3 separate regions of the Homo sapiens genome follow, and all the other regions are linked to region 3. A link is a contact called in ENCODE Hi-C or POLR2A ChIA-PET data. All regions are on one chromosome and are shown on one strand. Each heading gives the region's core, a stretch centred on a gene start or an enhancer-like site at or near the end of the contact. The rest is flanking DNA. Distances are from core to core; before and after follow the strand shown. Region 1 overlaps LINC00899 (long intergenic non-protein coding RNA 899). Region 2 holds the start of LINC02939 (long intergenic non-protein coding RNA 2939). Region 3 holds the start of PPARA (peroxisome proliferator activated receptor alpha).

What was found. A loop is a pair of places that touch in the nucleus more often than their neighbours do. ChIA-PET counts read pairs that join two places held with the same protein, here RNA polymerase II (POLR2A). Pooled maps may share reads with other maps.
Region 1: a loop to region 3 is called in a map of CD4-positive, alpha-beta memory T cell, with 1.8 times the contacts of the local background. The contact joins the enhancer-like site here to the promoter of PPARA in region 3. A Hi-C loop is called at or near these places in 4 of 168 maps with a recorded cell type or tissue (CD4-positive, alpha-beta T cell, CD4-positive, alpha-beta memory T cell, CD8-positive, alpha-beta T cell and 1 more), 8 of 37 single-sample maps with no recorded cell type and 14 of 50 pooled maps. POLR2A ChIA-PET finds 5 or more read pairs at or near these places in 7 of 52 experiments (BJ, CD4-positive, alpha-beta T cell, CD4-positive, alpha-beta memory T cell and 4 more).
Region 2: a map of CD4-positive, alpha-beta T cell shows a loop between it and region 3 (3-fold over the local background). The contact joins the promoter of LINC02939 here to the promoter of PPARA in region 3. A Hi-C loop is called at or near these places in 3 of 168 maps with a recorded cell type or tissue (CD4-positive, alpha-beta T cell, ascending aorta and endothelial cell of hepatic sinusoid), 3 of 37 single-sample maps with no recorded cell type and 12 of 50 pooled maps. POLR2A ChIA-PET finds 5 or more read pairs at or near these places in 6 of 52 experiments (BJ, CD4-positive, alpha-beta T cell, MCF 10A and 3 more).

Annotation. Positions count from the first base shown.
Region 1 is chr22:46,039,313-46,042,264 of GRCh38, forward strand. LINC00899 (long intergenic non-protein coding RNA 899) reads right to left here. Exons shown (of 4, transcript NR_027036.1): 4 at 595-1,740. LOC124905136 (a long non-coding RNA gene) reads left to right here. Exons shown (of 2, transcript XR_007068137.1): 2 at 1-1,125. Among named protein-coding and RNA genes, the nearest start is that of LINC00899, 4.1 kb to the right of the region's middle. Within about 2 kb of position 1,544, at least 6 of the 41 ENCODE cell types and tissues checked have a DNase peak (open chromatin) inside an H3K27ac peak, as active enhancers do.
Region 2 is chr22:46,069,739-46,072,956 of GRCh38, forward strand. It overlaps LINC02939 (long intergenic non-protein coding RNA 2939), which reads right to left and starts at 1,283. Exons shown (of 2, transcript NR_148973.1): 1 at 901-1,283. All of the region lies in intron 1 of LOC124905135 (collagen alpha-1(III) chain-like), which reads left to right. RefSeq lists silencers at 925-1,704, 1,765-1,844, 1,975-2,184, 2,265-2,354, 2,525-2,604 and enhancers at 2,198-2,752, 2,753-3,218.
Region 3 is chr22:46,149,021-46,151,814 of GRCh38, forward strand. PPARA (peroxisome proliferator activated receptor alpha) reads left to right here and starts at 1,506. Exons shown (of 9, transcript NM_005036.6): 1 at 1,506-1,632. RefSeq lists silencers at 967-1,576, 1,727-1,846 and an enhancer at 2,057-2,246.

The DNA.
Region 1 (2,952 bases), core at 294-2,793, 110 kb before region 3:
TAGTCACAATAGCAAACATTTTAAAAAATCAGAAACAGGCCAGGCACAGTGGCTCACGCCTGTAATTTCAGCACTTTGGGAGGCCGAGGTGGATCACTTGAGCCTGGGAGGCAGAGGTTGCAGTGAGCCGAGATTGCACCACTGCACTCCAGCCTGGGTGACAGTGAGACCCTGTCTCAAAAAACAAACAAACAGACAACACAAACAATTCAATTGTCCATCAGTATGTGAGTGGGTAAACAAATGTCAATAGGCATATGATAAAATATCACGTAGCAGTAAAAAGGAATGGGCTATTGATAAACTCAACAACATAGATAGCAGGATCCCGAGCAAGAGTTCATACTCCATGAGTTAAAATTTTTTTTTAATAAATTGAAACTGATCTACGGTGGTTGGATTCAGATTGCTGGCTGCCAGGAAGTCAGAGACTGCCTGCAAGGGGCTCTAGGGAACATTTTGTGGTGATGTTTTCTTTCTTGATCGTGGTGATACATGTCACGGTTGCATACATTGTCAAAACTCATCGAACAGTAGAGGTGAAAGGGATTTTGCTGCATGGAACTTATTCCTTAATAAGGTTGATTTCAAAAATTAACTGGTATTTATACTTTATTTTTCAAATCTTGTAGAAAATAATGACATAAAATGCTCACAACGTATTCAACAAAAAGACTGTAAAATAACCTATAGTATGATCTAATGATTATATATACATGAATATATGTATGCATTTATAACTTACGATATGGTCCATTCATATAGATATGTGTACACACACACAAACACATATATGCATGCGCACATATATACACATACAGTTTGGAAAATATAGCAGAAGGACTTTCAACCAAATGCATTCAGTAATTACCTCATGGGTAATTGTTTTCTTTTTATTTTTTAATTCTAAATACCCTCTTAGTTTTTTCTTAATTCTAAATATCCTCTTAGTTTTTTTTTTTTTTTTTTGTACTTTTCTGTAATGAACACTATTTTTGTGGAAGAGAGTCTTTTTTGCTTGCTGTATTTTTCTTTATTGTTAATTGACAAATAATTGTATGTATTCATGAGGTATAATATGTTATATATATAACACTTTTCTTTTTATAAACAAATAAAAACAAACATCTCTCTTTTTTTTTTCCAGCTGTAGCAGGCCAGGGACATGGGGCTGGGCCCTGGACAGGGTGGTGAGGACATCCCGGTTCCCACGAAAAGCAACCGCCTGGCAAGTCTGGAGCAGGCGAAGAGGGAGTGAGGGGGTGTGGCTCGCTCCCCAAGTTCTTTGGCTCAGCTTCAGTGCTGGGTCATTCTTGGGGACTGCTATGCCCACTGGGCACTGCAGAACTTCTGGTGCGTGTGGCTAAGGGGAGTCGGGAAGAGCCCTGTCCCTGGACCAGACCTTCCTGTTGGGAGTACTGGGACCCAGTGACCTTGTGCACCTTTCCTGAAGCTTCTGGGCCCCAAGTGGTCGAATGCAGAGTGGGCTGGGGAGTCACAGACTGTGCTTCCTGCTTTCAACCTCCGTTCCAGGTTCCTGTGCGTTCCGTGGGCCCATCCACCTGGCTGGGCTTGGCTAGGCTGTGACCTTCTCTGAGGACAGGGCTCTGCCTGCATTTGGAGCTGCTGGGACCTCAGTGTCACCCCCCACTCTCGCCAGCTGGCCTCACAAAGGTGCCCAGGAGGAGACCTGATTGCCGACTCCTTTCCCCTCCCTGGCTGAGCAGATTCTACAACAGCCTGTGGAAATTAAAATAAGAGCTTAAAACTGTCAAAAAAATTTTTTTTAACCAAGTCACAAATGGGAAAGCTGAGGCGGCAGCAGGTTAAGGACACTTTGTGATGTAGCGTTCTCTCCCAGTGCTTTCGTACTGTAAACATCACAGTCCACGGTCCCTGTGAACAGGCAGCCACAGAGACTGGGTTTAGACTTGCCGGGGAAGGCTGCATCCAAAGTGGGGCCAGCTCAGAACTATTCCACCACATGGGGGGCCATTAGTTCTGCTCAGTTCTGTGGGGCCTCACTAGTGTTTCTATTTAAAAATAAGTCAAGGTAAAAGAAAAAGTTTCAAAATGTAACAGTCACGTATCTATTTCTGTAATTGTAAAGAAATACACTGTCATGTGACGGCTGGAGGCTCTGGAGCAGAGGGCCTAGGAGGAATTTTTTTTCTTTTTCTTTTTCTTTCCTGAATTCTCCAAACCGTCTATCACAGTGTGTATTGCTTTTATAACGGGAAGAGATAAAATAGACTTACATTAAAAATAATCAAACTGCACCTGTGCCTACATGTCAAATGATAAACGTGACAATCAAAGGCACTTTTTATTTATCGAATACCTGGTTCATGCCACATCTCCTGCTAGGCCCTCCCAGCGTGCTGGCTCCTCAGAACACCCTGCAGGTGGGAGCTGGGCACCAGGGTCCCTGAGGCAGCATTCAGCACCCACGTGGCAGAGCCAAGGCTGGACAGGGATGATTCCAACATCCAGGATTGTATTATGCTTATAACGACTTCCTGCCTGTTTGTATTTAAGACAAGGTCTCTCACTGCAGCTTTGACCTCCCGGGCTTGAGCAGTCTTCCCACCTCAGCCTCTGGAGTAGCTGGGAGTTACAGGTGCACACCCCCATGCTTGGCTAATTTTTGTATATTTTGCATAGACAGGGTTTCGCCGTGTTGCCCAGGCTGGTCTGGAATTCCTGGGCTCGTGCGATCCACCAGCCTCGGCCTCCCAAAGTGCTGGGATTACAGGCGTGAGCCACAACGCCCAGCCCCTGTCTCTTAAAGGTGAACATTTTCCCTAAATACAATGATCTTCAGTTAAAATATTTGTATCTTACATAGAATCTGGAATTATTTCTGTAAACAGAATTTAGTAAAAGAAATATAAAAATCAGCTGGGCACGTTGGCTCACGCCTGTAATCCCAGCACTTTGGGAGGCCGAGGT
Region 2 (3,218 bases), core at 33-2,532, 80 kb before region 3:
ACAATTCACAGCCACAATCATGGGGGTCTAGCGAGCTGTGGAAGGCAGCTCAGTGGGCAGCGAGGCCCTGGCAGAGTTGCCCGGCTGCCCCAGCCCAGCGTTGCCCTCCTGGGCAGTCTAATCCAATGTGAAATGAAGTTTCCTGGGAAGCAGGGCACACGAGGAACTTTTGAATTTACCAATGGCATAAAAAGTATATATATTTTTATGACAACGGGCAAGTTTCAATTGGTTGGCAGAAATGGCGAGATGTGACGTCAAGGGACACTGGTTAGAATGCCAAGGCCGGCGGCGGGGGGTTGGGGGGAGACAGGCACAGACAGACATTGGGTTGGGACCCGGGAGGCCTTGTTTCTCTCGGGCCCTGGCCGCCAAAGGGCCGTCGCAGGCGTCTGGGGACATCAGCTCCATGCGGCTCTGGGCCAGGGCATGCTCGGGCAGGGGGACGGGGTCTGCGAATAGTGACTCTGTGTCCGCGTGCGTCCCCGAGAGCCGGAGGCCCAGGCCGGCCCCTCTGCGGTTTGGGAACCACTCAGGCGCCTCTGTGGAGCGGGCGGGAAAAGACGCCGCGGCCTCCTTGGCATTCTAACCCGTGTCCGGACCCTAGAGGCCGGCCGGTCTCAACCACCGGGAGGGCCTGGGAGGGAACCGTGTGGCCCGGGGCCAGCAGTGTCGCCATCGGGCTCCGAGAGAGCAAAGCTGTGGCCTTGAACTTCTCCCCGAAGCTCCTGTGCCCTGAGTCGGGGAAGCAGGAAGTTGTTGCCACCGGGAAGGAAGAGAGCGCGCTCGGAGCTGGGCAGCGGCTCCAGGCACCGCGCCCCTGCCCATCCCACGCCTCCCCGGGCACCGTGAACCACCCCCCAACCCAACTCCTCCAGGCACCTTGCGCGCCCCTCTTACATCTCCCGGCACTGTGCGCTGACCCCTGCCTCCGCCGGCCGGCTCCCGTGTGCCGAGTCCGGACTCCCACCCCTCTGGGCACCCCTTGCTCCGCGGGGCCGGCGGTGTCCTGGAAGCCGCCGCGGGGTTGCCCGTGCGCGCGCTCCGCCCTGGGGGAAGCCCGCTGCCACCGTCGGCCCCGAGCGCTGTCCCGGGGCCGCGTCGAGAGCTCCGCAGCGCACACTGTTCCCCGCGGGGACGAGCCTGGAGAGCCTGACCGCTGTCCGCGGCGCGCTCGGGGCTGCGGGCACCAGGTTGCGGGGACTGCAGGGACCGTCGGTCAGCCAGGGGTCCCAGAGCCGGGCCCGAGCGTGCGCGCGCGTCCCGCTGCCCGCAATCATGGCAGCCGGCGCCTTGGAGCGCAGCCGCCGAGCGCGCCCCAGCAGCCGCCTCGGTGCCAGGGCGGCGGGGGCGGGCCGGGCCGGGAGCTCGCGCCCGCCCGCCCGCCTCGGCCGCGCGGGCCCCGGGGCGCGAAACGGAAGGCCGCTGGGTCTCCGCGACGCGGTGCCCTTGCCCGGGGCGGGCGGCGGGAGGGGCCGCGGGGCGGGGGCGCGCTGGAGGGGAGCGCCCGGGGCGGCGTGCCCGCGGGGACGCGCACGCGGGGCTGCGGGGCGAGGCGCGGGGCCCGGGCGGCGAATCCGCTGCTCGCACCGCCCGCCCCGCCCGCGCGCGCCGTCCCGGGGTGGGGGGCGGTGGAAGGGGGAACCCAGGAGGGGCGGCGCCCGGTCTTCACCCGCAGCGGGCACGGCGGGGGCCGCGGGGGGCCTCGTTGGTATTCCGGGCGCGGTTGCATCCGCGACCTCCCCGCAGAACAGGGGTGCCCGGGCGCGCGGGCACCGCCGCCGCTCTCGGGCGGTCTCCGCGGGCTGCGGGGCCCGCAGGCGCCTTGCTTTCCCCGTCCCCTCCTCCCTGGGTTCCCCGTACTCCCTCCCCCGCTCCGATCCGGCGGCGAAGGGGTGGGCAGGGAAACGCGCTCTCTGGGACAGGTGCCAACTCCGAGACAAAAGACATAAAATAGGCGGCAACGGGGGAAGCGCGGCCGGCGCGCTCGGGCGGGGACGGCGGCGCCGCGGGGGCCGCATCCTCGGTGCCGACCCGGGAAAGTTTGGGAAGTCGCCGCAGCGGCTTCGCAGCGGCGGGGGACGCGCGGCCCGGGTCGCCCTCCGCGCCGCGCTCGCCCTCTCCGCGCCGCTGCTGAATAATTCATGGCGCGGCCGCCGGCCATTAGCATGCACCGGGCGCGCGGCGCGTCTGTGCCAAGCCGCCGCCGCATTCGGCGCCCGGGCAGCGCCAGACGAGCGGCCGCGCGGCGGCCGGGCCCACGCTGTCCCCGCGCCCGCCCGTCCGGCGGCGCCCATTGTGCCCCGGCCCGCCCCGCCGGGCTGTCCCCAAGCCCGCCTGCAACCCACCGCCCGCCCGACGGCCCGGCCCTGCAAGTCCTGGCTCGCGACGCCCGCCCCGGAATGCACGTGAACTTGGAGAAAGTCGCGGGGCGCGCCGGCCGGGCTCTCCGCGGCAGGGCGTGGGCGTCCCGGGGCCGGCGCGCTTTCGTTTTCGTCTGGGACAAAGGTCCCTTGCGGCGCGCGGACGCCGTGACCGGGTCCTGCGGGCCACTCTGTGGCGCAGTCGGGTCGCTAAGCGCAGGGAAGCCGGAGCCCGAAGGCAAGGAGAGACGCGGCGCGGGGCCGGGGAAGTGGGGCCTGGGCCGTGCGCTTCGCCCGCGGCAGTCCAGAGCCGTCCCACCCTGCGAAGAGTTGCGGGAACTGGCACCGCTCTGCCGTCCGCCGCTTCGACGCGGGAAGAGGGTGAGCGTTTGGAACCCAGGACTCAGACCGCTAGCTGAGGGCCTGTGCAGCTCTGGGCACGCGAGCGCGGCGCCGGCGGCGGCCAGGCACGGTCCTCCCGCAAGGGCAGGGCTGTCGACCTGTGCGCCCCAGGTCACGATCGGGTTCACGGCGACTCCTGAGGACGGTAAGTGCATTTCTCACTTTCGCTGCTTAGTGAGTATTTAAATATTAATGAAGGGATCTCTAAGAGGGACCCTTCCGTAGGGCAGGCCTTCCACAGACCAGGGAACGCACCGAGGAGGTTGCTCTTGAACCTGAAGCCGCACCAGCTTGCAAGAACTCCACTCGGCATTAATCTGGATCTTGGAATTTGTGAAGCACAGCTTCTAATCTCAGGTGTGCAGGCTATTTGCCAGAGAGAATCTTGTTGAACACATAAAATAAGCGTTAGCAGACATCTTAAACACAATGGGAAGAAAAGAAAAAACATCT
Region 3 (2,794 bases), core at 256-2,755:
GTATGCCAGGTAATGTCTTTGAGCCCGGAGGTCCTCATGAGGATGTAGCCCCTGAGCTCTGCGTGGGCAGCCCAGGGTCAGCTTCCCTCACCAAACACAACAGGATGACAAGCTTGGATGTGGCTGCCTGCACACCCCACGAGATATGCAGGATATTACGTGTACAGGTCACCCTATAAACTCTGAAACAACATAAATGATAGCTATTGCTGGCTAACATGTGCAAGAGAAGGTGAGGTTGCCGTGTGCCAGTGGGAAGGATATGTGGGTGTCTGGAGGGTGGGGCAAAGTTCACCATAGGTGCCTGGCTAATCAACAAGGGTGAGTTTAAGAGAAGTTTGTGAAAGGGCCAGTTCCCGCCTGATCTCCAGTTCCCCTGCCTAATGAGATCTGGGTTTGCTTTCCGGAGTGGGTCCTCCTGGGCGCCCGCTGCCACAAATAGCACAGTGGCAGGCACAGCTGGCAGCGGAGGGCAGGCAGTGGAGCGGGCATAGCACACATTGCGTTCCCGAGGAGGGGAGCCCTGATGTGCCGGCACCCAGGGGCTTTGTGCATTCCGCTCCGGCAGCTCGAGCGTCACGGCCCGAACAAAGCGGCTTTGCAGGGCGCTCTCCTACTCCTCGCCATTGGCCACCGGGCCGCGACCTCTCCTTGCTCTGGCAGAGTCCCAGCGCCTTGCGTAGGCACAAAGTCAGCCCCTCACCCCCCAGCGCATGAAGTAGGGGCGGGCATGGCTCTTGGGCCGCTGGAGAGGGGTGGGGTTGTGGGGTCGGAGCTGGCGGCGCCTCCCCGAGCCCGTCCGCGTTGCCCTTCACCCTCCTCGTTCCCCCGCCCACCACACCGCCCTGGCACCTCCCGCCACCTGTTTCCTTGTCCTCCCAGCTCGCCTTCCCCTTCTCCTTATTTTGCATCCTGGGGTTCCAGGGACAAGGTCCCTCCCGGGCCGCCTCCCACCCTACGCACTTCTGAGCCTCAAGGGCACCCGGTCCCGGGTCCCGGGTCTAGACCGGCTCATCGCACAGAGTAGCAGAGCCGGGCTCATCGAGGAGGCAGGAGGGGCTCGCCAGCGTGGCACGGGCGCCCGGCGGGAACCTCCACCCGCCCCGCGGCCGCGCGTCCCCGCCTCGAATTCAGCCCCGCCCCGGTGCGCCGGGCTGGAGGGGCGCTGACGCTCAGCGGTGTCCCATCGGTGACCTTGGACGGTCCCTCCACCTCTCCGGCCTCAGTTTCCCTTGGCTGCAGCGGCCGCGGGGCGCTAGGTGGGAGCCGCTGAGCGCTCCCGGGGCCCCGCCCACCGCGAGCAGCCAATCGGGCGCCGCCCTCCGGGGGGTGTGTCCCGGGGCCGAGGCCCGGGGCCCGGAGGGCGCGCGGGGCGGGCGGGGCTTCCGGGTCGGGCCTCGGGACACTGGCTCGCGCGGACCGGGGCAGGGGGCGGGCCGAGGGGCGGTGCGTGTCGCGGGGGCGCGGCTGGCACGGACGCGCGGAGGCGGCGCCGGGCATGGGCCGTGGACGCGGCGGCCCCGCGGCGGGGGCAGCGGGCGGCGGGGGCGGAGGCGGCCGCTAGCGCCCTGCCCGGCGCCGCCTCCTTCGGCGTTCGCCCCACGGACCGGCAGGCGGCGGACCGCGGCCCAGGTGCCCGGGGGCGGGCGGGCGGGCGGGCGGGAACGCGCGCGGGGGTCCGCGGTCCGGGCTTCCCAGGTCCCGGGACCCGGAGGGCGGCGGACGGGGGAGGGGCAGGGGCTGGGCGGCGCATGCGCGGGGCCCGGGGTCTCGGGGTCTCCGGGTCCCGGGGACCCGGGGGCCCGGGGTGCGCGGCTGGGGACCTGAGGGCGAGGAGCGAGGACACACACCGAGGACTCTTGCGAGGGATCTCGGGGCCCAGCTCGGCCTCCCTCCTAGCGCTGGGGGCCTGCCCGGAACCCGAGTCCGCGGCTGTCCCTGGGGTTTGGCGCTGCGCGGAGGTCGGGTCTGGGGACCGCAGCGACTCTGGGTCTTCGGGTTGTCCCCTCGGAGGGAGGGCCCACGGGCGGGGACATCGGGACTTGCCCTTTCCTCGGCGCAGCGGAGCTGGGGCGTCGCCGACTCAGAAGGTGCTTTCCGAGACCTCCAGGGATCTCCGAGGCGAGGAAACCCGGGCCCCGGACAGACCGACCCTGGGTGGGTGCGCCCGGCTTCTGCCGTCGGACGGAGACGCGCGTGTTTGTTCCTCCAGCTGCGACCACCTTTGAGGAACGGTTCCCACTTTGTGCCCCAACGCGGCGGGGCGACCCCGGACAGGCTGCGCTGGGCCGGGTGGCTTCTCTGCGGAAGCCGCGCCACGTCGCTCCCGGTCGGGGCCGCTGAGGGTCGGGCGCCCAGGTCTTTCCGGAGTCCCGGGCTGCGCGGCCCGCGTGGTGCGGGTGAAGCTGGAGGGGCGCGGGGTGGTGCCAGTGGAAGTCAGGAGGGTCGGCCCTGCCCCCTCACGCACCCCAACCGGGCACAACTGCACGCCTGTGCTTTTCTGAAGTCTTTTTTAAAAGTTAAAAGAGAGGAAGTGTGCTCCAAGTGTCAGGATTCTTTCCAAGAAAAACCCACAGTTGTCCAATGGCCTGGGCTTCGTGGGACCTCCGGGGCTGCACGCCCACGTCAGCCTCAGCCGACCCCTGCCAGGAAACCAGGGAGGCCCCTCCTCTCCCAGCCTCCTTGGGATAAGGGTGCCTTGGGGAACTGGGTCAGGGCAAGGACACGGGATTTTCCTGGGAAGGACCCTGCGACACCCGTGTCGTTGCGGGGCAGGGTCAGCATGACTTTCCTC